Linked DNA regions of Homo sapiens: region 2 is linked to region 1. A link is a loop called in an ENCODE intact Hi-C map of the cell type or tissue named here. Cell type or tissue: heart left ventricle. All regions are shown on one strand. Each heading gives the region's core, and the rest is flanking DNA. Links, peaks and the distances in the headings are about the cores only. Region 1 overlaps MESD (mesoderm development LRP chaperone). Region 2 has its middle 36 kb from the start of ARNT2-AS1.

The links. Peaks named below come from ENCODE experiments on the same cell type or tissue, not always from the same donor. Only the 100,000 strongest peaks of a DNase experiment are listed, where the experiment ranks them.
Region 2: it touches region 1 in a loop (4-fold over the local background); 3 of 110 quality-filtered maps call a loop at or near these places.

What each region holds. Positions count from the first base shown.
Region 1 is chr15:80,962,251-80,978,435 of GRCh38, forward strand. MESD (mesoderm development LRP chaperone) reads right to left here. Exons shown (of 3, transcript NM_015154.3): 3 at 13,502-16,185. Among named protein-coding and RNA genes, the nearest start is that of MESD, 19 kb to the right of the region's middle. RefSeq lists an enhancer at 4,352-4,867 and a silencer at 15,318-15,612. In heart left ventricle, for the core only: CTCF peaks have their summits at 7,978 (motif pointing left) and 8,178; no DNase peak of the experiment used is centred there.
Region 2 is chr15:80,612,410-80,628,594 of GRCh38, forward strand. No RefSeq gene overlaps it. Among named protein-coding and RNA genes, the nearest start is that of ARNT2-AS1, 36 kb to the left of the region's middle. RefSeq lists an enhancer at 2,921-3,422. In heart left ventricle, for the core only: a CTCF peak has its summit at 7,475 (motif pointing right); a DNase peak (open chromatin) is centred at 3,872; H3K27ac peaks cover 205 bases.

The DNA.
Region 1 (16,185 bases), core at 4,370-12,369:
TATATAATGGTAAAGGAATCAATTCAACAAGAAGAGATAACTATCCTAAATATATATGCACCCAACACAGGAGCACCCAGATTTATAAAGCAAGTTCTCAGACACCTACAAAGAGACTTAGACTCCCACACAGTAATAATGGGAGACTTTAACACGCCACTGTCAATATTAGACAGATCGAGACAGAAAATTAACAAGGATATCCAGGACTTGAACTCAGCTCTGGACCAAGCAGACCTAATAGACATCTACAGAACTCTCCACCCCAAATCAACAGAATATACACTTTTCTCAGCACCGCATCACACTTATTCTAAAATTGACCACCTAATTGGAAGTAAAACACTCCTCAGCAAATGTAAAAGAACAGAAACCACAACAAACTGTCTCAGACCACAGTGCAATCAAATTAGAACTCAGGATTAAGAAACTCACTCAAAACCGCACAACTACATGGAAACTGAACAACGTGCTCCTGAATGACTACTGGGTAAATAATGAAATGAAGGCAGAAATAAAGATGTTCTTTGAAACCAATGAGAACAAAGACACAATGTACCAGAATCTGAGGGACACATTTAAAGCAGTGTGTAGAGGGAAATTGATACCACTAAATGCCCATAAAAGAAAGCAGGAAAGATCTAAAATCGACACCCTAACATCACAATTAAAAGAACTAGAGAAGTAAGAGCAAACATTCAAAAGCTAGCAGAAAACAAGAAATAACTAAGATCAGAGCAGAACTGAAGGAGATAGAGACACAAAAAACCCTTCAAAAAAATCAGTGAATCCAGGAGCTGGGTTTTTGAAAAGATCAACAAAATAGACCACTAACAGGACTAATAAAGAAAAGAGAGAAGAATCAAATAGATGTAATAAAAAACGATAAAGTGGATATTACCACCAATTCCACAGAAATACAAACTACCATCAGAGAATACTATGAACAGCTCTATGCAAATAAACTAGAAAATCTAGAAGAAATGGATAAATTCCTGTATACATACACCCTCCCAAGACTAAACCAGGAAGAAGTTGAATCTCTGAATAGACCAATAACAGGTTCTGAAATTGAGGCAATAATTAATAGCCTACCAAACAAAAGAAGTCCAGGACCAGACAGATTCACAGCCAAATTCTACCAGAGGTACAAAGAGGAGCTGGTACCATTCCTTCTGAAACTATTCCAATCAATAGAAAAAGAGGGAATCCTCCCTAACTCATTTTATGAGGCCAGCATCATCCTGATACCAAAGGCTAGCAGAGACACAACAAAAAAAGAGAATTTTAGGCCAGTATCCCTGATGAAGATCAATGCGAAAATCCTCAATAAAATACTGGCAAACCGAATCCAGCAGCACATCAGAAAGTTTATCCTCCACGATCAAGTCGGCTTCATCCCTGGGATGCGAGGCTGGTTCAACACATGCAAATCAATAAATGTAATCCCTCACATAAACAGAACCAACGACAAAAACCACATGATTATCTCAATAGATGCAAAAAAGGCCTTCGAGAAAATTCACCAGCCTTTCATGCTAAAAACTCTCAACAAACTATATTGATGGAACAGATCTCAAAATTATAAGAGCTATTTATGACAAACCCACAGCCAATATCATACTGAATGGGCAAAAACTGGAAGCATTCCCTCTGAAAACTGGCTCCAGACAAGGATGCCCTCTTTCACCACTCCTATTCAACATAGTATTGGAAGTTCTGGCCAGGGCAATCAGGCAAGAAAAAGAAAGAAAGGGTATTCAATTAGGAAAAGAGGCAGTCAAATTGTCCCTGTTTGCAGATGACATGATTGTATATCTAAAAATCCCCATTGTCTCAGCCCAAAATCTCCTTAAGCTGATAGGCAACTTCAGCAAAGTCTCAGTATACAAAATGAACGTGCAAAAATCACAAGCATTCCTATACAACAGGAACACACAAACAGAGAGCCAAATCATGAGTGAACTCCCATTCACACTACAAAGAGAATAAAATACCTAGGAATCCAACTTACAAGGGATGTGAAGGACCTCTTCAAGGAGAACTACAAACCACTGCTCAATGAAATAAAAGAGGACACAAACAAATGGAAGAACATTCCATGCTCATGGATCAATATCATGAAAAAGGCCATACTGCCCAAAGTAATTTATAGATTCAATGCTATCCCCATCAAACTACCACTGACTTTCTTCACAGAATTGGAAAAAACTACTTTAAATTTCACATGGAACCAAAAAAGAGCCCGCATAACTAAGACAATCCTAAACAAAAAGAACAAAGCTGGAGGCATCATGCTAGCTGACTTCAAACTATACTACAAGGCTACAGCAATCAAAACAGCATGGCACTGTTGCCAAAACAGATATATAAACCAATGAAACAGAACAGAGGCCTGAGAAATAACACCACACATCTACAACCATCTGATCTTTGACAAACAAGCAATGGGGAAAGGATTCCCTATTTAATAAATGGTGCTGGGAAAACTGGCTAGCCATATGTAGAAAGCTGAAACTGGACCCCTTCCTTACACCTTATACAAAAATTAACTCAAGATGGATTAAAAACTTAAATGCAACACCTAAGACCATAAAAACCCTAGAAGAAAACCTAGGCAATACCATTCAGGACATAGGCATGGGCAAAGACTTCATGACTAAAACACCAAAAGCAATGGCAACTAAAGCCAAAATTGACAAATGGGATCTAATTAAATTAAAGAGCTTCTGCACAGCAAAAGAAACTATCATCACAGTGAACAGGCAACTTACAGAATGGGAGAAAATTCTTGCAATCTATCCATCTGACAAAGGGCTAATATCCAGAATCTACAAAGAACTTAAACAAATTTACAAGAAAAAAACAAACAACACCATCAAAAAGTGGGCAGAGGATATGAACAGACACTTCTCAAAAGAAGACATTTATGCAGCCAACAGACATATGAAAAAATGTTCATGATCACTGGTCATCAGAGAAATGCAAATCAAAACCACAATGAGATACCATCTCACACCAGTTAGAATGGCGATTAAAAAGTCAGGAAACAACAGATACTGGAGAGGATGTGGAGAAACAGGAACACTTTTACACTGTTGGTGGGAGTGTAAATTAGTTCAACTATTGTAGAAGACAGTGTGGCAATTCCTCAAGGATCTAGAACTAGAAATACCATTTGACCCAGCAATCCCATTACTGGGTATATGCCCAAAGGATTATAAATCATGTTGCTATAAAGACACATGCACACATATGTTTATTGTGGCACCATTCACAATAGAAAAGACTTGGAACCAACCCAAATGTCCATCAATAATAGACTGGATAAAGAAAATGTGGCACATACACACCATGGAATACTATGCAGCCATAAAAAAGGATGAGTTCATGTTATTTGCAGGGACATGGATGAAGCTGGAAACCATCATTCTCAGCAAAATATCACAAGGACAGAAAGCCAAACACTGCATGTTCTCACTCATAAATGGGAGCTGAATAATGAGAACACATGGACACAGGGAGGGGAGCATCACACACCAGGGCCTATTGTGGGGTAGGGGACTGGGGGAAGGATAGCAATAGGAGAAATACCTAATGTAAATGATGAGTTGATGGGTGCAGCAAACCAACATGGAACGTGTATACCTATGTAACAAACCTGCACGTTGTGCACATGTACCCTAGAACTTAAAGTATAATAATAAAAAAAAAGAAAAGAAAAAACAAATTGGCTAAATTGAGGTATAGCCTCCTCCCCAAAATAAAGATTAAAAATGATTATTAAAATGTTGATAATTATTAGAACTGGGTGACAAGGAATGGTGACCCACTCTATTTTTTGTGTGTACATTTAAGATATTTCCATGATAAAGTTTTTGAAAGTTAGAAATAACCATTTTAGAAAATACTTAGCATAACCAATCAAGAACTTTAAAAGAATCATCATCATTTTTTTTTTTGGACCTACTAATTACATACATATCTGGGGATTTAGCCTAATGAAATAGAGCATGGGTATGAAGATGCTCATTGTAGCATTATTTATAATGACTTGACAGGTTCAAATAACCTAAATGTTCATCTACACAGAAATGACCAAATAAATTATGGCCTCATTTGATGAACTATTATACCTCATCAAAATAATATTTACAAAGGGTTTGTAATAACAAACTACTCATTTGCAGAGCCAGTGGCAGAGGCCCTTTGGTTTCTGAAAGTCACAGAGTATTACAGACAGAGAGACCTGAGAGCTCAACGGGCCCAGTGCTCCCCATATTAGAGGTGTGTTCACACACACATGTGCACACACACACAAACCAAGCTTCCACCCCTCCTGCTGTGCCACTGCCCCCAGCTTCCAGGCTGCCTCTGTGTCCACTCATGCCTGCTCAAATCTCAGCTTAGTGGCCACCTGCTCCAGGAAGCTTTTCTCTGGCCTCCCTTGGAAAATCCCTCTGTTGCAAGCTACAAGCACCTTGCATAGTTGCCACTGTACACTGTGGGTGTGTGTATTTGATTCAGGCCCTCTTCTTCCATACCCTGCTGCCTCTCTGCTCCACAACCTTTGCACCTCTTCTCTTCCTCCTGATTCTGCATCTCAAAAGCCCAAATAACTGGCTTGAAGTGGCCAACTCCTCCTTATTGGGCAGTTCCGCTGGTTAAATTCCTCTGGGAAATGCTGGCCCATTCCAACTGAGGCCCATCGAGGTGATGCGCTCAAGGCATTGATTTTAAAACTAGAAGTAGAAGCCCTTGGCCGGGCGCAGTGGCTCACTCCTGTAATCCTAGCACTTGGGAGGCTTAGGTGAGCAGATCACCTGAGGTCAGGAGTTCGAGACCAGCCTGACCAACATGAAGAAACCCCCGCCTCTACTAAAAATACAAAATTAGCTGGGCATGGTGGTGCATGCTTGTAATCCCAGCTACTTGGGAGGCTGAGGCAGGAGAATCACTTGAACCCGGGAGGTGGAGGTTGTGGTGAACCGAGATCACACCATTGCACTCCAGCCTGGGCAACAAGAGTGAAACTCCATCTCAAAAAAAGAAAAAGAAAAAAGAAAAGAAAAGAAGTAGGAGCCCTCAGGGAGTTTTAATTTAGAGCAAGGACCTCAGAGAATTTGTAAGGAAGCTTCTATCCTAAGGGAGTCAGGGACCTCCTTTGCATTAGAATAAGGATCCCTATTGTCTTGTTTCTTCCAGACCCTGGCATGTAAATCCCAGGCCTGGCAGGACTTGCCACCCTGTTTATAGAAGAGGTAAGGCCCAGGGAAAGCAAGTATGGCACTCAATGTCGTCCAACTTGGAGCTGAGGTAGGAGGCATGGATCAAAGGGGCCCCAGTGTTTCTAGGCCTATGGCTGAAGCTCTCTCCTGCAGGAAGAATGCGGGCTGGCCTGAAAAACAGATGCAAGGCAGACCAGATGTCCCTGGGCATTCTTCACATTCCACCAACTGCAGCCCTCCTTGGCTGAGAGCTGCCAAGTCTGGGCTTCCAATTCATCAGCTTGGAAACTTCACCTCAGAAACTTCGGCAGACTTCTCTGGAGAAAACAAAAATTGCCCTAGGTCTGCCAGGGAACAGTGGTCAAAGATTTAAAATTGCAAGTTGGGCTGCTGAGATCCAGAATTTGACAAGCCCAGGTTTAAGCTGATTCAACAAGATCTATGGAGAGTTGGCCAAGTGGCCCCAACTGCAGGCTCAGGTTTTCCCAGATGCTGGATCAAGTGGAAAGGGGTCCAACATCTCAAGTTTCTGGCTTGTGACACTTGCGTGGGACCTCCTGAAATCTGCCTACCAAAAATTTCCTTGTACCAGCAAGCAGCATGGTCAAACTGCAGTCTCCTGCAGACCGCTTGGACTCTGGCAGCTCTGCCCCTTTCAGGGCAAACCATCTCACCTGAGAGCAGGTCCTCAGCCATGCAGGTATCTGAGAGCAGAGCACCAAGGTGGTGGGAACGGCAGATGTTTCTGCCTGGAAGGAAGCTGACCCGCTCTGCTCTGGCATACCCTACACTGGGCAAGGTGGCCATTCTCCTTCTGGAGCAATCTCTGTGGCCCATGTAGAATTCCATCCCAGCCCCTCCCTTAGAGTGTCAAGCCACAGTGAAAACTGCAGTGCCTCCAGAAGAAAACAGCCCAGGCAGGATGTTATCCTGCCTTCTCCTAGCTGTGACTCTCAGCAAGGGGCTTAACCCCTACAAGCTTCTGTCTAGTCACCTGAAGCACAAAACACACACACAAATGATAATAGTTAACATGTACTGAAAGCTCTGTTGGCCAGGCACAGTGGCTCACACCTGTACTCCTTTGGAAGGCCAAGGTGGGAGGATCGCTTGAGCTCAGGAGTTTAAGACCAGCCAAGGTAAAATAGTGAGACCCCACCTCTTTACTTTAAAAATAAAATAAAAAAGAAAGCTGTGTTAAGTGCTTCACAGGGACTTGCTCATTTAATCCTTATAATACTTCTCTGAAATGGGAACTTTTATTAGCACCTACAGGCTTAGATGAGTGAGGTCCTTAAATAACTTGTCCAACATGATACAGCTAATAAAATGCAGAGCTGGGAAGTCCAACACCAGAACTGTGCTTCAAAGGGCCACATAGTAAATGTTAACTAATACCAACCTTGTGGGGTTGTGAAGGGTAAATGAGGTCGGGCACAGTGGTTCACACCTGTAATCCCAACACTTTGGGAGGTCAAGGTGGGAGGATTGCTTGAACCCAGGAGTTCAAGACCAGCCAGGGCAACATAGGGAGACCCTGTCTCTACAAAAAATATTAAAAAATTAGCTGGGTGTGATGGTGCACACCTGTGGTCCCAGCTACCCAGGAGATTGAGGTGGGAGGACCACTTGAGCCTGGAGGTCGAGGCTGCAGTGAGCTGCCATCGTGCCAGTGCACTCCAGCGTGAGCAACAGAGTGAGACCCTAACTGAAAATAAAATGAGAGTAAATGAAATAAAGTATGTAAAGACCTGCACACAGTGGGTAGCATGTCACAGTTAGGTAAGGATGTCCAGAGCTTGCACACAGTAGGCACACTCCATGCTGAAAGACATTGTGTGTCTTTTAATATTCAACCTGTAAATACCAAGAAGGCAGGGACCTTGCCTGCCTTGCTATCTTTATCTCCACTGCCTGCACACTTCCCGAAACTTATTGGTGTTCAGCACTTACATGGGGAGTGCTTGTATCAACACTTGGCACATGGGTCTGAGAAGAGGTCCAGAGAAGGGGAGCAGCCCCTCTCCCAAGCAGATTACAGTGGCTGGTGTCAGTTTTGGAGTCTGCCTGCCTGAGTTTAAATCCTGGGTTTGAGGCTGGGCATGGTGGCTCACGCCTGTAACCCTAGCGCTTTGGGAGGTCGAGGCAGGCGGATCAGTTGAGGTCAGGAGCTCGAGACCACCCTGGCCAATATAGTGAAACCCCGTCTCCACTAAAAACACAAAAATTAGCCAGGTGTGGTGGCGGGTGCCTGTAATCCCAGCTACTCAGGAGTCTGAGGCAGGAGAATCACTTGAATCCGGGAGGCGGAAGTTGCAGTGAGCCGAGATGGCGCCACTGCACTCCAGTCTGGGCGACAGAGCAAGGCTCTGTCTTAAAAAACAACAACAAAAAATCCTGGCTTTGTCACTGCCTTGCAGCGTGACCTTGGGGAAAATACTGAATGGCTATGTGCCTCAGTTTCCTTGTGTGCAAAATGGGGATGACAGTATTTACTGCATAGGGCTGCTTGCTATGAGGATGAAGTAAATTAATATTACTAGAACAGTACACATGGATAAGATAATCCCTTGGATTTCCAAGAGAATTCAGAGAGAGAGGTGTATGCAGATTTTCACAGATATTTTGCAAGCACAGACTGAGCAGTCTGTTAATTAAAATAATAGCTGAAGAATTCTCACCGAAGGATCAGTGGCAAATTAGAGACACATGGTGGGGAAGCCGTGAGGCACAGCTGGTCTCTGCTGCCCCCTAGTGGGTACATCCTTTAATTTTTAAATTGACTTTCCTTTAGGAGATGATAACCACTGCAGACAGCTTCCGAAAAAGGTTCTAGTCAAATCACTTTCCCAAGCTGTGCTTTGGTTATATGGTGGAGAGAATGAACAATTCTACTTCACTTAATAGGGGTCTTACGAAGTAGTAAAGGCACTCGCTGGCCTCGTGATCACTGGCAAATCCCCTTCCCTCTGGGCTCACTCACCTGTAAACTATCTACTCCTCCACTGCAGGGCAGGTGTGAGGCTCACATGCAGTGCATAATGGGAAGTGTTGTACTTTCTGACATCAAAAACGTGTTCTTCATCATAATTATCGTTGTCTTCCTCTCTGCTTCCCGGCCCCAAATGAACTCCGTAGCTAACTCAGCCACTCCTATTCTTCGGAACTTTCCCGCTCAGACCTAGTCAAACAAAATCAGTGTCTGATGGTAGTTACGGCAGTAAGAACAGATTTAAATCAGAAAGTACTGCAATAAGGGGAAAGAGACCTCAGTACAGAAGTGGGCTCAATTCTGAATACAGCATGCACAAACAGGTTTTTACCCCAGCCAAGGAGCAGGATGGGGGCAGTAGATGGAAAATGACTAAGAGGAAATGTCAGGGGTAGCACGGATTCTGGTTAAACAGACCTAACAGGATTATGCTGAAGGTAGGCCTGGGTGATCAGATATCACCTGGGGGCGGGGTGGAGGATGGAGAATTTGATCAGATATTGAGTGATTAGATATCAAGGGTAAGAAGTTCTCAATAAATTGATTAACAGGATTCTTGCTAAAATGGGCAACTCAAGCCCCACAAGAGCAGACACTGAAAGTCAATGCTTCAAGGGCTTCAAGGAGCCTCACTGGAGGCTGGTCAAGAAGAGAATATTTGTCAACTGCTACCCCAGAGGATTCCTACTGCAAGTCTTTGTGGAAGAGCTTGATCTTTGCCTGCTGTAAATGGCTTTCAGCTCCAAGCCCTGGCCTCACCCTACCTGGTCAACGAGGTACCTGACAGCCTAGCATAGGAAAACAATGGCCATCAGATTGCACAGTCAAGGGTTAATTTCTATTTTCAGTCAAGAGCATTCACATGCAAAGCCCTAGAAATGACAAAGACCCCTCCTTAGAAACTTTAGTTGGGCTCCTCTGAGCCATCTTCTCAGCTAGGCCTTGACCTTGGACTGCTGAGCCCAGCGTTAGCAACAATCCTAAGTCAGTTAATAAGAATCCCCCTGCCCCTGATATCTAATCAAGTTCCTCTTAGTAATTCTCCACCCACTGATCCCCTCACTCTGCTCCTCTGCTGTAAATCCCCAATTGTCTTCACTGTATTCAGAGTTGAGTTCAACTTCTTCCCTTATTCCAATAGGAGCAATAAAGTCTTAAAACAATTTTTTTTTTCCAGCCAGGGTCTCACTCTGTCCCCCAGGCTGGAGTACAGTGACACAATCACAGCTCACTGCAGCCTCTATCTCTCAGGTTCAAGAGATCCTCCCGCCTCAACCTCCTGAGTAGCTGGGACTAAACAATAATCAGGGACACAGGAAAAAGTAGGACCTGAGACAAGTAGGACCACGCCTGTAGTCCCAGCTACTTGGGAGGGAGGCTGAGGTGGGAGGATTGATTAAGCCCGGGAGGTGAAGGTTGCAGTGAGCCAAGACTGCACCATTGCACTCCAGCCTGGGCAACAGAGTGAGATTCTGTCTCAAAAAAAAAAAAAAAGAAATCGACACCAAAGGACTAATCTTAAGGAAGGAAAACTGCTCATTTCAACGTTATTGATAATTGTGGATAACTAAAAAAACTCAAATATAGAAAAAAATAGAGAGCACAGATACAGGCCCGGTGCTGGGGACTTTACACATGTGCTTCGTCTCACTCCCTCACATAGATGGATAAGTAGAGATCAGGAAAAGTTAGAGAGGATCAGACCTGCAGAAACCTCTTCAAAGTAGCCCTAGGGAAAAGTTTCTCATAGGAATACAGAGCTCTCAGAATTCAAGGAAAACTTGAATATCAAAACTCAGGAGGTCGAACACTTAGGGCAAGTGTAGAAACTTAACTAACACACACATTCTTGCAATTCACTGTGGCTGCTGCACTATTAATGCCTCAGCTATCAAATCATCCAGTCTCTGGCTGAGAGAGGATCTGATTTGTCAACCTGGTTGATGGTGACCTGGGTCAGATGCCCACCTCTGGTCCAAAAGACCATGACCATCCAGGGAGGGTGGGAGAGCAGGGCAGGGCTGTGCATGTAAACACAGCAGCCAGAGCTGTGGGTAGAAGTACATGCTCCTAGAAAGGGACATGGATCGTGAGGCAGAGATTGGACTCAGGCACGTGTAAGTAACAAAACCATGCCTGGTCCAGCCCTACTGTCTTCACTACATGAATCTGTTAAGTAGAATTATGGCACAGCAAGAGGACGGGAATATTACACAGCCACTAAAACGCTGAACGCAGAGACCAGGCAGCAATATAAAAACTTCATTACAGGTTGGGCGCAGTGGCTCACGCCTGTAATCCCAGCACTTTGGGAGGCCGAGGTGGGTTGATCACGAGGTCAGGAGTTCGAGACCAGCCTGGCCAACATGGTGAAACCCTGTCTCTACTAAAAATACAAAAAATTAGCCAGGTGAGGTGGCAGGTGCCTGTAATTCCAGCTACTTGGGAGGCTGAGGCAGGAGAATCACTTGAACCCAGGAGGTGGAAGTTGCAGTGAGCCAAGACTGCACCACTGCACTCCAGTCTGGGCAACAGAGCAAGACTCTGTCTCAAAAAACAAACAAACAAAAAAAACAAAAACCTTCGTTACTATATAACGCTGAGTGGAAAAATTGTAAACCAAATTCTGTTTCTGCTATGATGACAAATATGTGAATATAACGCTCAGATGTAATGGACTCAAAGGGATCTTGGCCAAATGAAAACAGCTTGGATAGCTGGGACGGTGTGATGGTAAATGAATTTCTTCCTTTTATAGAGAACTTTTAACATTGCTGTGCTATTATTTTAATAAAAATAAAGACTTCAAGGTGGGTGAATCACTTGAGCCCAGGAGTTTTGACAGCAGGCTGGGCAACATGATGAAACCTCGTCTCTCGAGAAAACAACAACAACAACAACAACAAAACCCCACAAAAATTCGCCGGGTGTAGTGGCGTGCACCTGTAGTCCCAGCTTCTCGGGAGGCTGAGGTGGGAGGATGGCTTGAGCCTAGGAGGTCAAGGTTGCAGTGAGCCATGATTGTGCCACTGCACTCCAGTCTTGGCAACAGAGGCCCTGTCTCAAAAAAAATAAATAAATAGTTCAGTTCTTACTATGAACACAAACCCTGGGATTCAGGGAATATGAACTTCTAAGCACAAGGACATAAATACCAACCACAGACTGCAGGAGAAGGTGGTGAATCTGCCCCTGGCCCTGCCAGCCCCGCCTCACTGCCTCACCCTATTCACCCCCTCGACAGATCCTGTCTTTATTTAGAATGCTCATCTTTTATTCATCATGGTTTTTGTTTTTTTTTTAAAGAAAACATTTTTTGGTTTTTAAAAATATTGCATTAAAATACTATTTAATTACCGAGTTTTGTGCTGCCCTTCAAATTGTGTGCCTGGGGCAAGTGCCTCCTGCCTTTGCCCAAAGCCACATATTGCATGACCTTTCTTCTCCGGAGATCGGAAGAGAAAGGGTTACTACAGAGTGAAGCAAAGAACATCCCAGCCTTTCCCTTCCTGAGGAAGGGACTCTCTGCTATCACGGGGGAACTCTCTGAAGTCTTGGCAATCATTTTTCCTTGTAATAGCAATTATGGTTCCCCCCCCCACTGGGGAGAAGAACCCTAGTCTAGGACACTCAGGAAAGCCACAGGAGAGCAGAGGCTACCTGTCAAGCAGAGCCACACACAGCCTTGTCTGAGCCCCTCTCCTTTCCGGTTCAGCTATAGGAAAGCTGAGAGAAGGCAGTACTCCGCCCTGGAACTGCAGCTCCTGGCGAAGCAGACAACGCTCAGATACGGAGGGAAAAGAGCCAGCGAGAATTCACCTGTGACACTTGTACAGGCTGAGGTCTAGGAAAAGCTGTGTCTGCCTAATAAGCATGAATAAGAGAGGGAAAAAACAAAGATGTGGCATCTACCCAAACATTTTGGAATTAGAAAACAGCAGCAATAAAAGAATGTAGCACACAAATACAGATAAATATTCAATCCTGGGGGAAAATATAACCCAAGGTGAAGATTCTCCATTTGGATTTTTTGAGTAATAGAAGTTAATAAAAACTTGAATTTTAATAAAAACAGCTCAAACATGAGATAAAAACGGAATATTTAAAAATATAAAATGTGTATCAGAGCTAAAAAAAAAAAAGAAACCCAAGATACCAATACAAAACTAAAGTTAACAGAAGATAAATTTTTCCAAAATAATGGGGGAGGGGGGAGCTGAATCTGCAATCAATTAGAAATTACACAGCATGCTCTAGAAGGATTAAGAAAAAAGATTCAGAAAAAAAAAAAACAACACTAAGACTTTTCCTAGAAAAATTACTAAATGTTAAGTATGAGTTGCATAAGTAAAAAGGAGCTGAATGCTATTTATTAATTTTAAAAAATTATTTAAAATTTTTAAAATTTTTCAATTAAAAAAAGAATGAAGAATCCCTAAGGAGTCTAAGAAAAAGCAGTCATAAAGGAAAAAAATTTTTAAATCAGTTACAAAATCCCCCAAAACAAACAAAGAAACATAAAATCAAATTTAAAAAAAGAAAAAGAGAAAAAGCAGTCACTTCTAGGGGAAAGACAGGGGTGGCCTCACACCTCTCCAGTGGAGCCATGTGTAAGAAGAGCTGAAAGGTAGAGCTGGGCGTGGTGACTCACAACTTAATACCAGTGAATCGGAGGCCGAGGCAGGAGGATTGCTTGAGGACCAGCCCAGGCAACATGGTGAGACACCTCCATTTCTCCAAAAAAAAAAAACAAAAAAAAAAAAACCTAGCCAGGCATAGTGGTGCATGCTTGTAGTCCTAGCTACTCGGGAGGCTGAGGCAAGAGGATGGCTTGAACTCAGGAGTTTGAGGCTGCAGTGAGCTATGAACACACCACTGCACTCTAGCCTGAGTGAGACAGCAAGAGACCCTGTCTCTTAAAAAACAAACAAACAAACAAAAAACTTCCAGGGAAAAAAGCAAGGCTCAGAAATGTCCTACCCTGCATGCTCTTGTCCAAGCATAAAGGCGGACACTGTGGGTGCAGAAGGTGGATATTATGTATCTTGTCAGTATACAAACACTATTAAACAATAATCAGGGACACAGGAAAAAGTTTGTGAGTTCCTTTCCCTTGTTCAGTGGTTAATGCATACTAAGTTGGTTTAATTTAAAAAAAAAAAAGAGGTTTAACAGTATAAGGGAAACCACCAGAAGTACAAAAGCCACAGTATCACCATCAAAACCAGAAAGCCTGAGGATGAAGAAGGAAAGATGTGTATATCTGATACAGGTTTCATAATTGATAGTCAAAAGATATCATCCAAATTTATTAGATCACTAGATATTAAAACAAACAAGACAAAAAGGAAGACAAATTCATTAAAAACAGGACATTTCTCCCAGCTATTTGGGAGGCTGTGGTGGGAAGATCAATTGAGCCGGTAGGTAGAGACTTCAGTGAGCCGTGATCCTACTGCACTCTAGTGAGGGCAACAGAGTGAGACCCTGTCTCAAAAACAAAAACAAATGACATTTCTCTTAAAAAATTTTTGTTTCGTTTTTTTGAGACAGAGTCTCATCCCGTCATCCAGGCTGGAGTGCAGTGGCCTGATCTTGGCTCACTGCAACCTCCGCCTCCCGGGTTCAAGCCATTCTCCTGCCTCAGCCACCTGAGTAGCTGGGATTACAGGCCCGCACCACCACACTCGGCTAATTTTTAGTAGAGACAGGGCTTCACCATGTTGGCCAGGCTGGTCTCAAACTCCTGACCTCAACTGATCCACCCACCTCGGCCTCCCAAAGTACTGGGATTACAGGCGTGAGCCACTGTACCCAGCCCAACATTTCTTTTGCTCATGAATCTGCAGACTGGGCAGACTGTTTCTCAGCTCAGCTTATGTTGGCTCCCCTCAGTGTCAACTAGGATTGCTTGAAGGCTGGGGCTGGAAATGTTTAAATCTTATCCACATGTCTGTGCCTGGGCTGGGAAGACTCATGCAGCTGGGGTTGGAGCAGGTGGGCCTCCTGGGTATCCCTCTCTCTACGTGAAACACTGTACGCAGCCTCTCCAGTATGGTGGCTTCAGGGTAGCCAATTAAGATATGGTTTTACAATCTATTAAACTGGTAAATGTGATGCCCAAGGCTGGCAAGGATAGATCTATTGTTGGCAAGGGTAAGCTGACTAAACCACTTGGGAGGGCAATTTGGCAATACACACCAAAATGTTAAATTCCGTTTGCTCTAATAATTCTACTGCTAGGAATTTACCTTTCAGATATAAACAAAAGTGTACCGAAATATTTTGTATGAAAATGTCCACTGCAGCACTGAATATACCAGCAAAAAATCTGAACACTCAAGTGTCCATCAGCAGGGACTATGCAGTGAAACAGTGGTTCAAACCTCACCATCACCCTGCTGATGTAGGACACCTTCAGCTATGGCCTGCACTACTGAAGCACCTCCCAGCTCACGGCTCACACCTGCTGGGGTCCTCTTCTGATCACTTCTCCTGTGCAACCAGTGCAACCTGGACTGCCTTTCACACCCACCCCATCACAATTAAGATCCACCAGGGCGTCCCAAACTCCTACCAAACTCCATGTGCTACGCTCCTCCAACCTGGGCCTGCACTGGGCCCCAGCCTCCCCGCTGGCCTTCCTGCTGCCTCTCCCTCTGCCACTTCTAGCCACAGGGTCTTAGCTCAGACTGTTTCCTCTGCCTGCCTTACTCTATTTCTCCTCTCCTCCTCTTGCCCTCAGAGAAGGCCTCTGGTTTTCTTAACCTGGTCAGGGAAGATTCTACCTCCCCCTACCCTGCCCCTTTCATACTTCTAACAGCTGCCATTTTACTTTGTACATTACTGACATTTGTCTTCCCCCACCGAATCATTGAGTTTTACGATAGCAGAGGCTGTATCTACACCGTCCTGGCACCTTGTAGTACCTAGTACATAACAGACACACAGAAACTACTGGGTGAAGTGGGGGCACACTGCACAGGAAACAATGAGACAGATCTGCACATTCTGACATGGGAAGGCTCCTAAGTGGAAACAGAAGGTACAGGGCGGAGTGAAAGCTTTGCTACCTTTTGCTTAATTAAAGCAATTATCTCATCAAAACAGCTGCTTTATACTGGGCCATTATGGCTATGCAGGACAGTAACCCCATCAAACTGCCCTGAGTACAACAGAAAAAGCCCACAGACAGGGCTTGGTTCAGCCACGGCATGATTCAGGGACTCGTTTATGCCACCAGGGTGTGGCGCTCTCTCCCCACTGTCAGACAGTTCTCTTCTCCAAGGGCGGGGCCTACAACAGCTCCCGCTCCAGGTTCAAGATGCAGGAGGAACAAGAAAAGCCTCTTTCAGGGCCTAGTACCCTAGTACGGTAGATCACACAGGCCTCACCCTGGAGAGGGCATGGCCTGGAGGGTGGGGGGACTGCAGGGCAAATGTCCCATCCAAAGCAGAGAACTGAGAATGCAGAGGGTGTGGTTCTTTCGAGGGAAATGTGAGCAGCTACCAAATTAAGGGGAAACAGATGCTGTGAGGCCAAAACAAACATACATCACCATAAGTACATTTACATAAGTAAATGTACTTTTTTTTGGTGGATGGGCAGGGAGGGGGATGTGGGGGCACAAATTGTTAACAGCAGCTTCCACTGGGACAAGCTACCACCGGCGGCAAGAGAGGGATACACTTTTCACTTTGTACCATTCTTTAACACTGACATTTTCTAACCATGTAATGTGCTACTTTTAATTTATTAAAATCACAATTGAGGGTTTTTCCCAAAGAATTTTAGTTCTTAGAAATGACATCTGTATATAAATGTTCTAACTCTTATTCACAGTAGGCTCTAACATGAACGGCAAAATCAGACATCAACAGTAGCACATCATGTTACTCTATACGAAAGCACAGATTTAGGCACTTTATCAAAGAAAAATGTTTAGAAACAAATGAGGTTATTGAG
Region 2 (16,185 bases), core at 2,702-10,701, 350 kb before region 1:
GCAGGCAGAGGTTGTAGTGAGCCAAGATCGAGCCACTGCACCCCAGCCTGGGCAACAGAGCAAGACGCTATCTAAAAAATAACCCTAAATAAATAAATAAAGTCATCTGATTTAGGTGCTCACCCAGCTGGGCTTAGCCTTGAAGAATGAGGCTGTGGCATTGTACAACTGTCCTAAGAATGAAAAATGGGACCTGTGTGTGCTGTTCTTCCCCCACTAAGTGGTCACTATTGATCTCAGCAATGCAGCATTCATTGGTCCCATGAGGCCTGGAAAAGACCATTGCAAGTTTCTGACCTTCATTTAGTACTAGAATAGATTATAAGCCACTCAGACCTATATGTATACCCACTGACCCATTCACCCTGACCTGAGAATTTATGATAGAAAAATTGCTCAATAGAAGGAAAAGCAAAATGCACAAAATTCCTCATTTCCATTTTATTTATGTGATATGGTAATGCTTTAATATTAAACTACAGATGTTCCGTTCTCATTATTCCATCCTTCCCTGCCCACTCTCTACTCAGGCAGCAGAAATAGCCTCCACATACGGTGCCACTAGAGGACAGAAGAAAGAGCCTCCAGCAAGCTTGTCCAACCTGAACGCATGCGGCCCAGGACGGCTTTGAATGCGGCCCAACACAAATTCGCAAACATTCTTAAAACATTATGGGGATTTTTTCAATTCTTTTTTAGCTCATTAGCTATCGTTAGTGTTAGTGTGTTTTATGTGTGGCCCAAAACAGTTCTTCCAATGTGGCCCGGGAAACCAAAAGATTGGACCCCCCGGCCCTAACACAAACAAGTTGATTGTTAATAAAATGTTATGTGAATTACTTTAAAAAGGTAGAGAAACAACAAGCTATTTTGCAAAATCCAGCCTTTATTGAAAGTTAAAAAGGACTTTCAGCCAGGCCTGGTGGCTCACAACTGTAATCCTAGCACTTTGGGAGGCCGAGGCGGGTGGATCACCTGAAATCAGGAGTTTGTGACCAGCCTGGCCAACATGGCGAAACCCCGTCTCTACTAAAAATACAAAAAATAGCTGGGCTTGGTGGCAGGTACCTGTAACACCAGCTACTCAGGAAGCTGAGGCAGGAGAATCACTTGAACCTGGGAGGCGGAGGTTGCAGTGAGCTGAGATTGTGCCACTGCACTCCAGCCTGGGTGACAAAGCAAGATTCTGTCTCAAAAAAAAAAAAAAAAAAAAAAAGAATTTTCTAGGCATTCTAGGATCTGAACTTCAAAAATAAAAAGCCAAACTTGGAGGACGGAGTGGAGGTTTTACTACCCAGTGAGTAAGAAAGACTTCCCCGTGACCTCGTGGTGAGCTTCCCATCCAAAACGGCAGCGAGACTTTGCCTGCAGACAGGAAGACATTCAGAAAGGAGTATGGATGCTCATAGATGCTGCGGTCATCTCACGGAATGCTAGCCCTGGGTGCAGTGGCAGATATAGTCCCAAAATATTTGTGGGTGTCGCAGACCAGTCAGGCTGTGTCTCCTTTTCTCAAGCACAGCAAAGCAATTCAGCCCCCAGGCAGAAGGTCAACCATGTCAGGGTGGGGCTGAGGAGGCAGCAAGAGTCCCCGATCACCCAGGGAGATGCAGAAATGCTGACATAGCTGGAGGCTGGAAAAGGCGTGAGGTTACAGCAAGGATGACCCAGGGAACATGGGCCCTTGTGACCAAAGATGGGGACCGTAGACATCAGTGCCAAGAGCAGCTCCCGGTGTCCAATTCCAGGCATGTCAAGCCTCAGCGCCACAGGTGCTGGCGAGGACAGGAAACAGCCAAGTGAGAGGAGATAACCCCTAGGGCCCCTGGAAATTAGAGCTCCTTGGGAAAGATGGAAAGTGGAAGCTAAATGAGGAGAGTTTCAAAGGTGGCTCTTGACCCAAAAGATGCTATCATAACTTTTAAAGGAGAATTGAGTGAAAGAATAAGAGTTTTCTACCCTCTGTGGAACTAAGTGGAGTTCAGTCTCAGAATCGTCACACACCAAAGAGGTGCAGCTATAAATTGTTTTTGTTCTTTTTTTTCTGACAGAGTCTCGCTCTGTTGCTAGGCTGGAGTGCAGTGGCACGATCTCAGCTCACTGCAACCTCCACCTCCTAGGTTCAAGTGATTCTTTTGCCTCAGCCTCCTGAGCAGCTGGGACTACAGGCACAGGCCACCATGCCCAGCTAATTTTTGTATTTTTAGTAGAAACGGGTTTTCACCATGTTGGCCAGGATGGTCTCGATCTCTTGACCTCGTGATCTACCCGCCTTGGCCTCCCAAAGTGCTGGAATTACAGGCGTGAGCGGCTGTAAATTCTTAATGGGCTGCAATGAGAAACCAGGAGCTGTTTGGCAGCCATTAAAAGGTATCAATATGACAAAGATGGAGCAATGTGCCTCAATGCGTGAGGATAGGCGAGGTGAGCTGAGGAGTGACATCTGATTTCTGGGATTTTCTTAGAAGAGATATCCTAGGCTCGGGGAGTGTCTAGGTGAAAGGGAAAGGACGTTTTACACCGACTGTCGTCATGCATTCTTGCCAAGCTGCCTACAGTGAACTGACTGCTGGATACTCCCTCAGAATCTGTCGTCCAGCCTTTGAGAAAATCTCGTGGTCACGAATTTGACCACCAAGCCAAAGCAAAGGATGCAGCCCCTCGGAGCCCAGGCAGCTGTGTCCAGTGAGAGGTGCCTTTTCCAGGATGCCAGGGAGGTGAGGCAGGACTTACATGCCGGCTTCTCCTTCTATCTCTCCGCATCGCCAGGACCACATTCGGATTCATAGTGTGGGCAGTGGGTGGAGGGCTGCCAGGAAACATGGTGCAAGTGCACGCTTCACAACACCTCATGCCAGGGGCCGGCAGAAAAGGGCCTGCCTCCTGAGGGGTGTGTGTGGCGGGGTGAGAGAGAGAGAAACGGGGAGAATGTGTGTGAGACAGAGTGTGTGTGTGTGTGTGTGTCTGAGAGACAGAAAGAGTGTGAGAGAATGTGTGTGCATTTGTTGGGGGAGAGAGTGTATGAATGTATGTGTGTGCTTGCGTGTGTGAATGTGTGTGCGAGGAACTGTGTGTGTATGTGGGGGGAGAGAGTGTGAATGGGTATGAGAGTGTGTGTGTGTGAATGCGTATGAGTGTGTGAGTGTGTGGGGGAGTGTGTATGGTGTGTGTGAATATGTGAAGGGAGAGTGTGAGTGTGTATGTGTGTGTGGGAGTATGTGTAAATGTGTGAGGGAGAGTGTGCATGAGCGTGTGTGTGTGAGTGTGTGTGGGAGAGAGTGTGTGAGAGGGTGTGCCTGTGCATGGCAGGGGGCTCTGGGTTTGGGAAGCAGAGGTTCTTCCGCTCTGGCTTCCGCACTGGCCCCCTATCCTCCAACACAGCCCCGGCAAATGAGCGGCTCCGCGTCTACTCCAGCCTGCTTGCTTGGCGGGAAGGAAAGAACAGGAGCACCCTTTTGCCGTATTCCACGCACATTGTGCTTGCAGCTCAGCCTTGTGCCCTGGATGTACCACAGGGACAGCAGCACCTCACCACGGGGCCCCAGTGCTCTCACCCAACCCTTCACCCTTCTTCTTCACTAGCCCAGCCTTCCAGGGCTTTGGATTGTCTCCAGAGTTGCAACAGTCAAATATTTTTACTCATTGTTCTGTTTGGCCTCAGCCTGTGTTTCCAGCCTCCTAACTCCTCCATGGTCATGTTTTCCAATCAAATCTGACTGCTTATTGCTATCTTAGTCTGTTCAGGCTGTCACAACAAAATACCACAGGCTGGGTGGCTTAAACAACAGACACTTATTTCCTCACAGTTCTGGAGGCTGGAAGTCCCGGATCAAGGTGCCCGCCTGGCTGGTTTGTGTGGAGCCTCTCTACCTGGCTTGGGGCCAGACTGCGTAGTGCTGTGTCCTCACACGACCTTTCTTCTGTGCACGCGCAGGGAGAGATCCATCTCTGCTGTCTCTTCCTTTTTTCACAAGGACACTTATCCTACCAGATCGGAGCCCTGCCCTTTACCACCTCATTTCCCTCCATTATCTCCCTAAAGGCTTTCTCTCCAGTGTAGTCACATGGGGATTAGGGCTTCAGCCTGTGAATATGAGACTCACAATTCAGTCCATGGCACTATCTCAACACATTTTTCCTTCCGTGCCTCTGCTTACCCCAGGCCTCCATCTGGGCCACCCCCTCTCCCCTGATCCCCACTCTCTAGCAGCCGAAATCCAGGCCGATTCGCATCAGTTCCCTGACCCTCCTGTCCGAGGGGCTGTCTCCCTTTATTTACCCTCCATCGCACTTGGAACCTCTACGGATGTGTGTTTTCTGCCTTGAGTACTGGGACTGGTGGATTTACATTTTCTCCCTTCCGAGACCGGGAGCTACCTGGAGGAAAAACACATGCTTTGCTACATTTTTAGCCATCTCAGTGTCTGACATTGGTTGCTCAATAAATAGTTGCTGACTTTAATTTTAAAAATATGGAGCCACGCTATCACTGAGAACATTTATTCAAAAGAATGAATGTATCATCCATTCCATTAGCCGTTCCTTAAATAAGTCTTTCCAAGATGCTGTGTTGGAATATGTCTCTGACCCACTGTCTTAGTTTCCTGTGTCTACTGTAAGAAAATGCCACAAACAGAATGGCTTAAAACAGCACACATCTATTATCTGACAGTTCTAGAGGTCAGAAGTTTAAAACCAGTCTCACTGGGCTAACATCAAGATATCGGCAAGGCTGGTTCCTTCTGGAGACTCTGAGGGGAGAAGCTGTTGCTTTCCTTTCTCAGCTTCTACAGGGCTGCATTCCTTGGCTTGTGACCCCTCCTTGAATAACGGCAACCTCTCACTTCCACTGTCTCATCGTCTACTCACTACAGCCTCCTGCCTTCCCCTTATGAGGATTTCTGTGATTCCACTGGGTTCACCCAGATAATCCAGGATAATGTCTCATCTCTCAAGATCTTTAACTAAATCACATCTACCAAGTCCCTTTTGCTGTGTAAGGTAACATATCCACAGGTTCCAGGGATTAGGATGTGGACGTCTTTGGGGGGCATTGTTGAGTTTACTACACCTAACAAGAAACCATGCCTTTTTCAGTTGAAAGTGCTGTGATTGTCAGAAAATCAGTTACATTATAGTAGGGTTTGTCCTCAGGTTTGCCATACAGTAGGCTGAGTAGGAGTGGATAAAGATCCCAGACAGAGGTAGGAGCCTTGAACTTGAGCCTCCAGTGTCTTGTCTACTCTACATTTTTGAACTCTAGTGCTTAGGGCAACAAACTACTGCTCTAAAGACGTAGGGAGCCAATGCCTGTGGAAGACATTGCATATACCTGAGAATCCGCTTCCTGTCATTCAGAAGTCCGCTCCTTTCCATCAATCTCAGTGTTTAAAACACATCTTCCTCTGTTTTACCTACAACACCTACAAGTGTTGAATTTGATCGAGATTAAGTAGGCTTCCTGATGGAAGCAATTTTTCCTCCCCTGGCAGACTTAAATGAGGGCCCCTTGAATTCAAAATGCAAATGGCTCACATTTGAACTTTGCATGCAGCACAACTCAAGCATGTCTGGCTTCCCTTTCATTGTCAAGATCGGTAGAAACTCCTGTTACACACACACACACACACACACACACACACACACACACATGCCTTTACTACTAGCTCCACTCTAGGGCATTTGAAGCCTGCCTATACAACTTCCTACTAAATCAGCAAACATTAAGCGACCCCCAATGAGGACAAGATCCCAGACAGATCACGAGGACTGCTGAGGGAGACGAGAAGTGGTCCTCGTCATCCTGGTACCCCATCATTCCCTCGGCAGCCTCTAAGCACCAATCCTATCCCTTCTAGCTCATCCTCCACATCGTGGCACAGAAAGTATCTATTTAAAAATGCAAGTCGGATTGGCCCATATCTCATAAAACCCTTCGTGGCTCCTTTGTATGAGAGTCCATGCTCTTTTGAATGACATTCCTTTAAGGCCCCACCCATCTCTCCAACTTCATTGCCAGCTACTCCCTTCCTCACTCCCCAGACTTCACTCAGCTACTCCTCCAGGCACCACAGTGTCCCTGGCCTTCGTGCCTCTGACCATGCAGCAACTCTGCTTCTGATGCCCAGAAAACTCAGTTGAGACATGACCCCTCCAGGAAGTCTTCAACAACACCCAGCCTGGGTGAGACATTTCTCTTCCATACATGGTGTCATGGCCACTTTGCACTGAAACGGCCATCAAGTATTTGTCACTGGAGGATCCCCTTAAGGGCAGCGGTGGTGTCCAATTCATCTCTGTATCTTCAAAGTCTCATTCAGTGCTTAGCACTCTGTGGGAGAACTGGATTTAAATGAATTCAAGCAATTGGCATCCCTGCCAAAGTTAAGCTGATGTTAACATCAGCTTGTCTGGACAGCAGCTGATAGATCCTATGGTTGATAAAAATCTCCCTGGCTGGCAGCTAAACTGTTAAGCCAGCAAGCCCAGAACTTCAGAAACTACCAGAAAGGGGAAATGTGACAGAAGCTGGTATTCGTTACTCACCACCGACATTTGTTTTCCAGCCAAACGGGTTTCTTAATTAATGGTTTTGTAAAATGTTCAGGAAAAAAAATTAATATGATGTTCTCTGATTCTCAGATCCCTGCCAAACATCATCTGTAACATATTGCCATCTTGGCATCTGAAGAGCGTCCCTCCTCTTTGCCCAACCCTCTTGAATTGTGGGGGCAAATTCAACAACCCGGTTTGAGGCAATCATGCTGATGAGGCACACATTGATGTCACTCATCTTGGGAGGGTACACACACAGGACAGTCACCATCTGCCTGAAGGCTGGTACATAATCCAAGAGAGCTGTTTTATTTATTTTTTCATTTCCTCTATTCCCTGCCTTGAAATAGTTTTGCAACTCGGGAAGAAAAACAAAGAAGAGAAAAATTTTCCTACCAAGTTTTGGACTCAAGTGATGTACATAGCAATTAGCAACCAATAATGTGTTATAATAAATGTACAACAACAACATCTATCACTTGTTGACATTAACTCTAATTTAGCCTTCATAGTATCTCGGTGAGGTAAGAACTATCTGTAAAACCACACTTTACAGATATAGGAGCTGAAGTTCATCTTAACCAACTTTACCAAATGGCTAGTAAGTGACAGAGCCGTGATATGAACTTCAGCTTTGACTTCAACATTATGCTCTTAGCTACTGTATTCAGTGTTTGTATCTCCTCACTCTGCCCCTTGATCCATTAGTTCCCTGACTCATATAATTCTAGCACCCAGAGGTCCTTGATATAACCATATTTCTAACTGCTCACAGCATTTCTGTTGAAGCACACAGTCCATTGCCTCCCAAAACAGCTTGTTCCAGATCGGCTCAGCAAAAATTCTGAGCCAGGTCTTTCCCAGGCTAAATTTAAATCCACTATTGGTCTACCTACTGGTACTAGTTCTGACCCCTGGAACTGCACAAAACCATTCTTCCACAAGATGGCTCTTGATGTGTATAAAGAAAATATCCCTAGGCTTGAGCTGTACCAGGATTCAGGACTGAGCCCAGGGGCTAGAAAAGAAGCCAGCACAGAAGCTGAATTTTGAGGAAAGACTAATTGTGAGTATATTGATGGTACCCAGCATTGCTGCTTCTCCACATAAAATCTTGCTTGAACCAACATCTAAATTCTCCATCAGTCAAGTTTTTCTTAAATGAAGCAGAACTTGAGCCTTTTTCTCCTCTTGGGACTAGGATAGGAATGGCTACTCTCATCATGGTGGTCCAAATATGCACTGAGTGATCAGGCAGGGCTCTAACATGGTGACAAGCTACAACAGAGGTTCAATGGAGACAGTCACTGGGAATGCCCATCCCCTCCCTGCATCCAGAGTGTGCCTCACGGAAACACAGTGGCCAGGCCTAACCGTGGATTCCAAACCCTGCTCCTAACCTGCAATACTAGGTTCCCCACCTTGAAAGTGATGCTTGTGGTTTGGCTTTCCCATCCCCTGCTCCTTTCTTCTCTTCTCTTGCTGCTGCATTTTGTGGAAAAGAGTTTAAGACAGAGGACAGCAAACCTTATGCAAAGAACCAGAGAGTAAATATTTTAGGCTTTGCGGGCCACACAGTCTCTGATGCAACTACTCAACTGGAAAGCAGCCATAGCTGTAGACATAGGTGAATGGATGCGGAGGTGTTCCAATGAAACTTTTTTTATGGAAGCAAGCTTGAATTTTATATGATTTTAATTTGTCACAAAGGATTATTTTTTGATTTTTTAAAAACATGTAAAAACTTTAAGAGCATGCTTACCTTGACAGCCATACAATAACAGACAAAAGGCCATAGTTTTTAGGCCCTTGCTCTAGAATGTTTACTGAATCTGAGTGACAGACCCTGGTCTACAGGATCTCCCAAGGGCATTGACCCCTGGACTATAAATCTGGGCCATATGAGACTTAACATCTTTGATGACTCTTCTGGAAATAATGTGTATCCTGACCCTGCGTGGTTTCTTCTCCAGCAGCTCCACTCCTCTACTCATGGCTGTGCCAAGCTCAGTGGCAATCACTTCGTCACATCCATTTGTGTCTTCACTTTGTGGTGTCATTCCTTGGAAGGCTTGGCCTGTACGAGAGGAATATTTGACAACTGAGTTTTGACTCACTACTGCAAAAGGATAAATGCTCGAAAATTGATTTCCTGGGGAAAGAAACATGACTAAGAGGAAACCTGAAAGTTTACGAACAATAGCACCTTAACGGGAAATGAGGCATTTGGGGAAGCTGGCATGAACCAAGAGTTAGGATGAACCATTGAGTTGGACCAGTTGAGGGAAAAGTAGTTTTTCCTTGAGCTAAAACTAGTATTTTCCAACCTTAAAAACATTTCTTAAACTCAGCTTCTAACAGCCTTATTTTTTTTTTATTTTTTATTTTTTGGTGCTGTAATGAGAGGGAGAGGGTTTTTTGTTATTGTTTTTTTGTTTTTTGTGTTTTTTTTGAAAAATGAGAGCTACTTTTAAATATTGTAAGTTGTTTGCAGCAAGTTGTTTTCTTAATCTGGAAATGGGAGTTTTGCATTCTGCTAAATATTGTTCTTTCTTTAAATCCTTTGTTTTTCTTAGGAAAGTCCCAGGGCTCTTGTTCCCGTTTGTATGTTGGCTTTCTCCCCAAATCTTCTCAGTTGAACTCTGTTTTTCCCCATTTTATGGGCTGCCTGGAAAAAGGAAGACTACATGGTTGGAGTGTAAATAATGGAGATCTGAGTCAGAAGATAGAAGCTGTCACTAACCAGCAGGTCAATAGACTCTTCGCCACTGTTACATGCCCAAGAATAGGTATATATCTCCCCAGTGTCCATTGTATTGAGGGCACTGTGGCATGAAGATGGGGTGAGAGGTATAAAGCAAATTCAAGTGGCAAGTCTTACTGTTAACAAAAAAATGTCCAGGGTATTATGCCAGTTATGTTCTGACCCATGTGTCTGCAGAAGGAATGAGACAATCTCCCAAGTTGTCAGCAAAATGATCACATAAACCAGAAGTTAGCTCCACTGTAAACATATATTAATTCACAAATTATGGGAAATGTTGAAAAGCTCACAGAACATATGTCCATTTACAATGCAGAATGCATTCAAATAATTAGATTTTAAAAGTAATGCTTTCATGATTATATAATAAATGTTAAAACACAGAAGAACAAAAAGATAATAATGAATTTAAAATTATTCATTGATCAAAAAATTAAGCACAGAATTACCATATAATCCAGAAATTCTACTTTGGGGTATATACCCCTAAGAATTAAAAGCAGGGACTCAAAGAGATATTTGTAGACCTATGTTCACAATAACCAAAAAGTGGAAATAAACCAAGTGTTGACAGATGAATGGATAAACATGTTGTACATAATATTATTCAGGCTTAAAAAGGAATGAAATTTTGACATATGCTACAACATAAGTAAACCTTGAAGACATTATTCTAAGTGAATAAGCCAGACACGAAAGGACAAATATTGTACAATTTTATGTACATGTGGTACCTAGAGTAATCAAACTCACAGAGACAGAAAGTAGGTTGGTAGTTGCCAGGGGCTGGGGGAAAGAGGGAATGGTGAGTTATTGTTTAATGAGTATGGCGTTTCACTTTGGAAAAATGAAGATATTCTGGGCATGTATAGTGGTGATGGTTGCATAGCAGTGCACTTAATGCCACTGAACTGTGCAGTTAAAATGGTTAAAATGGTAAATTTTATGTTATTTATATTTCACCACAATTAAAAATTCTTCACTAACAAAAGAAGTACAAAACTTATAATCCAAAAACTACAAAACATTGTTAAAAGAAATAGAAAACCTAAATAAATTGAAAGACATCCCATGTTCATGGATCAGAAGACTTAAGATGGCAATACTCTCCAAATTGTTAAGATGCCAATACTCCACAAATTGGTCTATAGATTAAGCACAATTCCTATCAAAATCCCAGCTGGCTTCTTTGCATAAATTGACAAGTTGATTCTAAAATTTACATCAAAATTCAAAGACTCAGAATGGCCAAAACATCTTGAAAAAGGACAAAGATAGAGGACTCATACTTTCCTATTTCAAACCTATTACAAAGCTATAGTAATAAAAGTGTGGTACTGGCATAGGATAGACATATAGACCAATGAAATAAAACTTAGAGTCCAGAAATAACCCCCCACATTTATGGTCAGTTTATTTTCCACAAGAATATCACAACAATTTAGACAATTCAACAGGGAAAGAATAGTCTTTTCAACAAATGGTACTGGGACAATTGGATATCCACATGCAAAGGGAAAAAAAATGAACCCCTACCCCACACCATATCCAAATGCAAAATGCATCAAAGACCTAAATATAAAAGCTAAAACTAAACTCTCATATACTGCTGGTGGGACTGTTAAATAGTGCCAATACTTAGAAAAACACTCTGGCAGTTCTTCAATGACATAGAGTTGCCATATGATCCAGCAATTCCACTCCTAAGAATATACCGGAGAGAAATGCAAATATGTACCTTCACAAATACTTGTACAAGAACTTATAACAGCCCAAAGTGGAAACAACCCAAGGGTCCACCAACCAAAGAATTGATAAATTAAATGTGATATGTTTACACAATGTAATATTCAATCATAAAAGGAATGATATACTGATGCATGCTACAACATGGATACAACTTGAAAGCATTATAAGCGAAAGAAGCCAGTCACAAAAGGCCACATATTATATGATTCCATTTACATAAAATGTAGAGTATAGACAAACCTATAGAGACAGAAAGATTAGCTGTTGCCTTGGGCTGGGGGTGGGGGGTGAGAAACGGCAAGTGACTGCTAATGGGTACAGGGTTTCTTTTGGGATGATAAAAATGCTCTAAAGTTGACTATGGTGATGGTTGCACAGCTCTGTGAATATACTAAAATAATTGAATTGCATACTTTGGATGAATGGTATGGTATGTGAATTATCTCAAAAGACTGTTATAAAAAAAAACTATCCGTATCATTGTTAGCATTTTGGTATATGTGTTTATATCCTTTTTTTCTTCAAATGTTTATAGATTATTAAATAGAATTAAGATTGTAATGTTTTATAGTCTATATTTTTATTTAACTATATAGTTCCATGCCATTAATATTGTACAGAATTATTTTATTTTATTTCATTTTATGGATGGACTATCGATTATTTAAACAATATCCTATAGTCAGACTTTTGTTTTCAACTACTTGCACTTTTAAATAACATCATGATGAACATCCTTGCAGGTGAATTTCTTAGCCATCCATAATTATTCCTTGGAATAAATTCTGGAATCAGGTATTACGGTCAAATTACATGCACATTTAATGGCCTTTGAAAGGTATTACTAAACTGCTTTCCAAAAAGGATGTATCTGGTATATGAAAAGATGCTCAGTATTATTAGTCATTAGAAAAATGCAAATCAAAATCATAATGAAATCCCACTTCACACCCACTAAGATGGCTATAATAAGAAAGACAGACAATATGTAAGGTGGAGGTTGCAGTGAACTGAGATCGCACCACTGCACTCCAGCCTGGGTAACAGAGTGAGATCCTATCTCAAAAAAAAAAGGCAATAATAAATGTTGGCAAAAATGAGGGAAAATTGGAACCATTGTACATTTTGACAGTTCCTTTAAAATTTAAACATAGTTACAGAATGACCCAGTAATTCCATTCCTAGGTATATCCCCAAGGGAATTGAAAACATATACACAAAAACTAGTGGATGAATGTTCATATAAACATTATTTATCACAGCCAAAAAGTGGAAACAACCCAGATGTCCATCAACTAATGAACGAAATGTGGTCTATTCATACAATAAAATATTATTCAGCCATGAGCAGTAATGAAGTGCTGATGCATGCTACAGCATGGATGAACCTTGAAAACATTATGCTGAGTGAAAGAATCCAGACACAAAAGGCCACATCTTACAGGTTTCACTTACATACAATGTTCAGAACATGTAGATCTATAGAGATGGAAAGTATAGTCTGGGTGCAGTGGCTCACGACTGTAATTCCAGCACTTTGGGAGGCCGAGGCAGGAGGATCACTTGAGCCCAAGAATTCGAGACCAGCCTGGGCAAGAGGGAGAGACCTTGTCTCTACAAAACTTTAAAAATTAGACAAGTGTGGTGGTGTGCACCTATAGTCCCAGCTACTTGGGAGGCTAAAGCGGGAGGATGGCTTAAGCTCAGGAATTCAAGATGGCAGTGAGCTATGATCAGGCTACTGCACTCCAGCTTGCATGACAAAGGTAGACCCTGTCTCTATTTTTTAAAAAACTGAAAGTATATTACTAGCCGCATCAGGGGCTAGAGGAAGGAAGAAATGGAAGTGACTGCTAAGAAGTACTGGAGTTTTTTCAGGGGTAATGAAAATGTCTGGAATTACATTGTGGTGATGATCTATAACTGGAATTAGGTGAAAATGAGCCGGAATTAGATTGCGGTGGTGAGCACAACTTTGTGAATACTAAAGCCACTGAGCTGTATACTTTAAAAGGGTAAATTTGTGGTATATAAATTACACTTTGCTTAAGAAAAAAAAAAAAGCTATAGCTCTTTTTACTCCCAAAAAAGCAAAGTTTGAGTGTGACTAGTTCCTTCTAGCTCGTGTATTTTTTATTTTTCCTAATTTGATAAACAAAAAATGTCTTTTCTTAGGTGTTTTAACTTGCATTTCTTTGATAATCAAGGAAATTGCACTACTTTTTATGTTTATCAACTATTTGCATTTTATCTTTGTGAATTACTTGTTCATAGCTTCTGCCCATTTGTTTTGGGGTTTTCATTCTTTCTTTTATTATTTCACAAGACTTTTTATTAAAGTTTTTAATCTGTAATCTTTTACCATATAGTTGCTTAATTTACTTTTTCATTTATTCCTTCAACCAGTATTTATGGATACCTAAGTGTCACTAAGTAAGCCTTTTGACTTAGTGTTGATAAGAATATTTATGTAGTCATTGCATCCCTTTTTCTGCTTTCTGCCTGTTCATATACTTAGAAAAGACATCAGTACATTTTTTCAACCTAATTTTCTCTTAGGATTTCTTTGGTTTTCATGTTTACCTGCAGCTTCTGAATTTGTATGGAATGCTTTTGCTGAAGGATGTGAGAAGTGCAGTGCCCATCACAGGGGGCCCTGCAAGGCTGGGGCCTCTGCGCCTCCAAACCAGATCCCTAGATGCTTGGGACACCATTCCTGCTGACTTCCTAACACCACTATGCCTGGCTAATTCCCAGTCTTGCATACTTTTTCATCCTCCTTCCACCTCCTTTCTCTGCTCTCAAAAGGCTTCCGAAGTGCTGGGGATTGGGTAGGGGTGCCAGCCTCGTTCATTTTGCTTCCCAACTCACTGTCTTACAACAGAGAATATTGATTACCTGCCAATCCCTGTGCTAAGTTCTTTTTGATGCACCAGGTCACTTAAGCTTCAGTCAGTCCTACATGTCTGTTTTACACATGGGGAAACTGAGGATTAGGAGATTTAAGTAGTTGTCCAACGATGCACAGAAATCTGTCTCCAGCCCCTGCCCTTCTAGATATTGCTGTGAATATGGAAAGAACAGGAACCTAGAGAGAAGGCTCTGCCCAACTCCGAGATGCAATGGCATATATCATCCACTCAATGGGCAAGTACATACTGAAATCCTGCCCTGTGCAGGCCCTGGGTATGGGTGCTGTGGGCAGAGAGGGGTAATAATACAAGACCCCTGCCTTCAGGGATGTGACATCTGGTTAGCTCCCTAGAGAATACACTTCACACCATTTTGCCTTCTCCCTTTTTCTTTCTTTCTTTTCTTCCAACTTTCTTTCCTTTCTTTCTTCTTTCTTTCTTCTTTTCTTTCTTTTTCTCTCTTTCCCTCCCTTCCTTCCTTCTTCCTTCCTTCCTTTCTCTTTCCTCTTTCTCTTTCTTTCTTCTTTCTTTTTCTTTTTCTCTCTTTCCCTCCCTCCCTCTTTCTTTCTTTCTTTTTCTTTCCTACCTTCCTTCCTTCCTTCCTTCCTTCCTTCCTTCCTTCCCTCTCTCTCTTTCTCTCTTTCCCCTGCCTGCTTGCCTGCCTGCCTGCTTGCCTTCCTTCCTTCCTTTCTTCCTTTGTTTTCTGAGACAGGATCTCGCTCTATTGCTCAGGCAGGAGTACAGTGGCATGATCACTGCTCACTGCAGCCTCGACCTGCTGGACTCAAGCAATCCTCCCACCTTGGCCTCCCAAGTAGCTAAGACTACAGGCATGCACCACTATGCCTGACTAATTTTTTCATTTTTCTATAGCAACGGTAATGTGGTTTGGCTCTGTGTCCTCACCCAAATCTCATCTTGAATTGTAATCTCCGCATGTCGAGGGAGGGACTTGGTGGGAGGTGACTGGATCATGCGGGCGGTTTCCCCCATGCTGTTCTCATGATAGTGAGGGAGTTCTCATGAGATCTGATGGTTTAAAAGTGGTAGTTTCCCATGCATGTGCTCTCTCTCTTCTGCTACCATGTAAGACGTGCCTTGCTTCCCCTTCACCTTCCACCATGATTGTAAGCTTCCTGAGGCCTCTCCAGCCAAGAGGAACTGTGAGTCAATTAAAACCTTTTATTTTATAAATTACCCAGTCTCAGGTAGTACCTTTATAGCAGTGTGAAAACAGACTAATACAAATGAGGTCTCACTGTGTTGCCCAGGCTGCTCTTGAACTCCTGGGCTCAAGTAATTCTCCTGCCTCAGCCTCCCAAAGTGCTGGGATTACAGGTGTGAGCAACCATGCCTAGCTGATTTGCCTTTTTCTAACCTGATGAGCTCTCCTATTCCTCTTCTTACCTAATGTGGTAGAAATTATGACAATCTTCTCTTATATCTGTTAATAGACCAAAGACAAAATGTTTTTGTTATGGTTAATTTTATGTGTCAACTAGATTGGATCACAGGATGCCCAGATACCTGATTAAACATGATTTCTGGTTGTGTCTGTGAGGATGTTTCCAGAGGAGATTAACGTTTGGACTGATGGGCTGAGTAAAGGAGACAACCCTTCCAATGTGGATGGGCCTCATCCAATCTGTTGATGGCCTGAATGAAACAAAAAGGTGGAGGAAGGTTGGATTTGCTCTCTGCTTGATTGTATCAGCTGGGACATCTCCTTTCTGCCCACAGAATTCCTTGTTCTCAGGCCTTCAGATCCAGACTGGAATCTATGCCATCAGCTCTCTGGCTCTCAGGTCATTGAACTATACAACTGGCTCTCCTGGGTCTCCAGCTTGCAGAGAGAAGATTGTGGGACTTCTCAGCCTCCGTAATCACATAAGCCAATGTCTTATAATAAAGAAATACCTAAGCAAATAAATTGGGCCAGGCACAGTGGCTCACTCCTGCAACCCCAGCACTTTGGGAAACTGAGGCAGGAGGATTGCTTGAGCCAGCCCAGGAGTTCAAGATCAGCCTGGGCAACATAGTGAGACCCACATATCTACAAATTTTTTTTTTTTAAATTAGCTGGGTGTGGGCAGGGCGCGGTGGCTCACGCCTGTAATCCCAGCACTTTGGGAGGCTGAGGCAGGCAGATCTCTAGGTCGGGAGATCGAGACCATCCTGGCTAACATGGTGAAACCCCATCTTTCC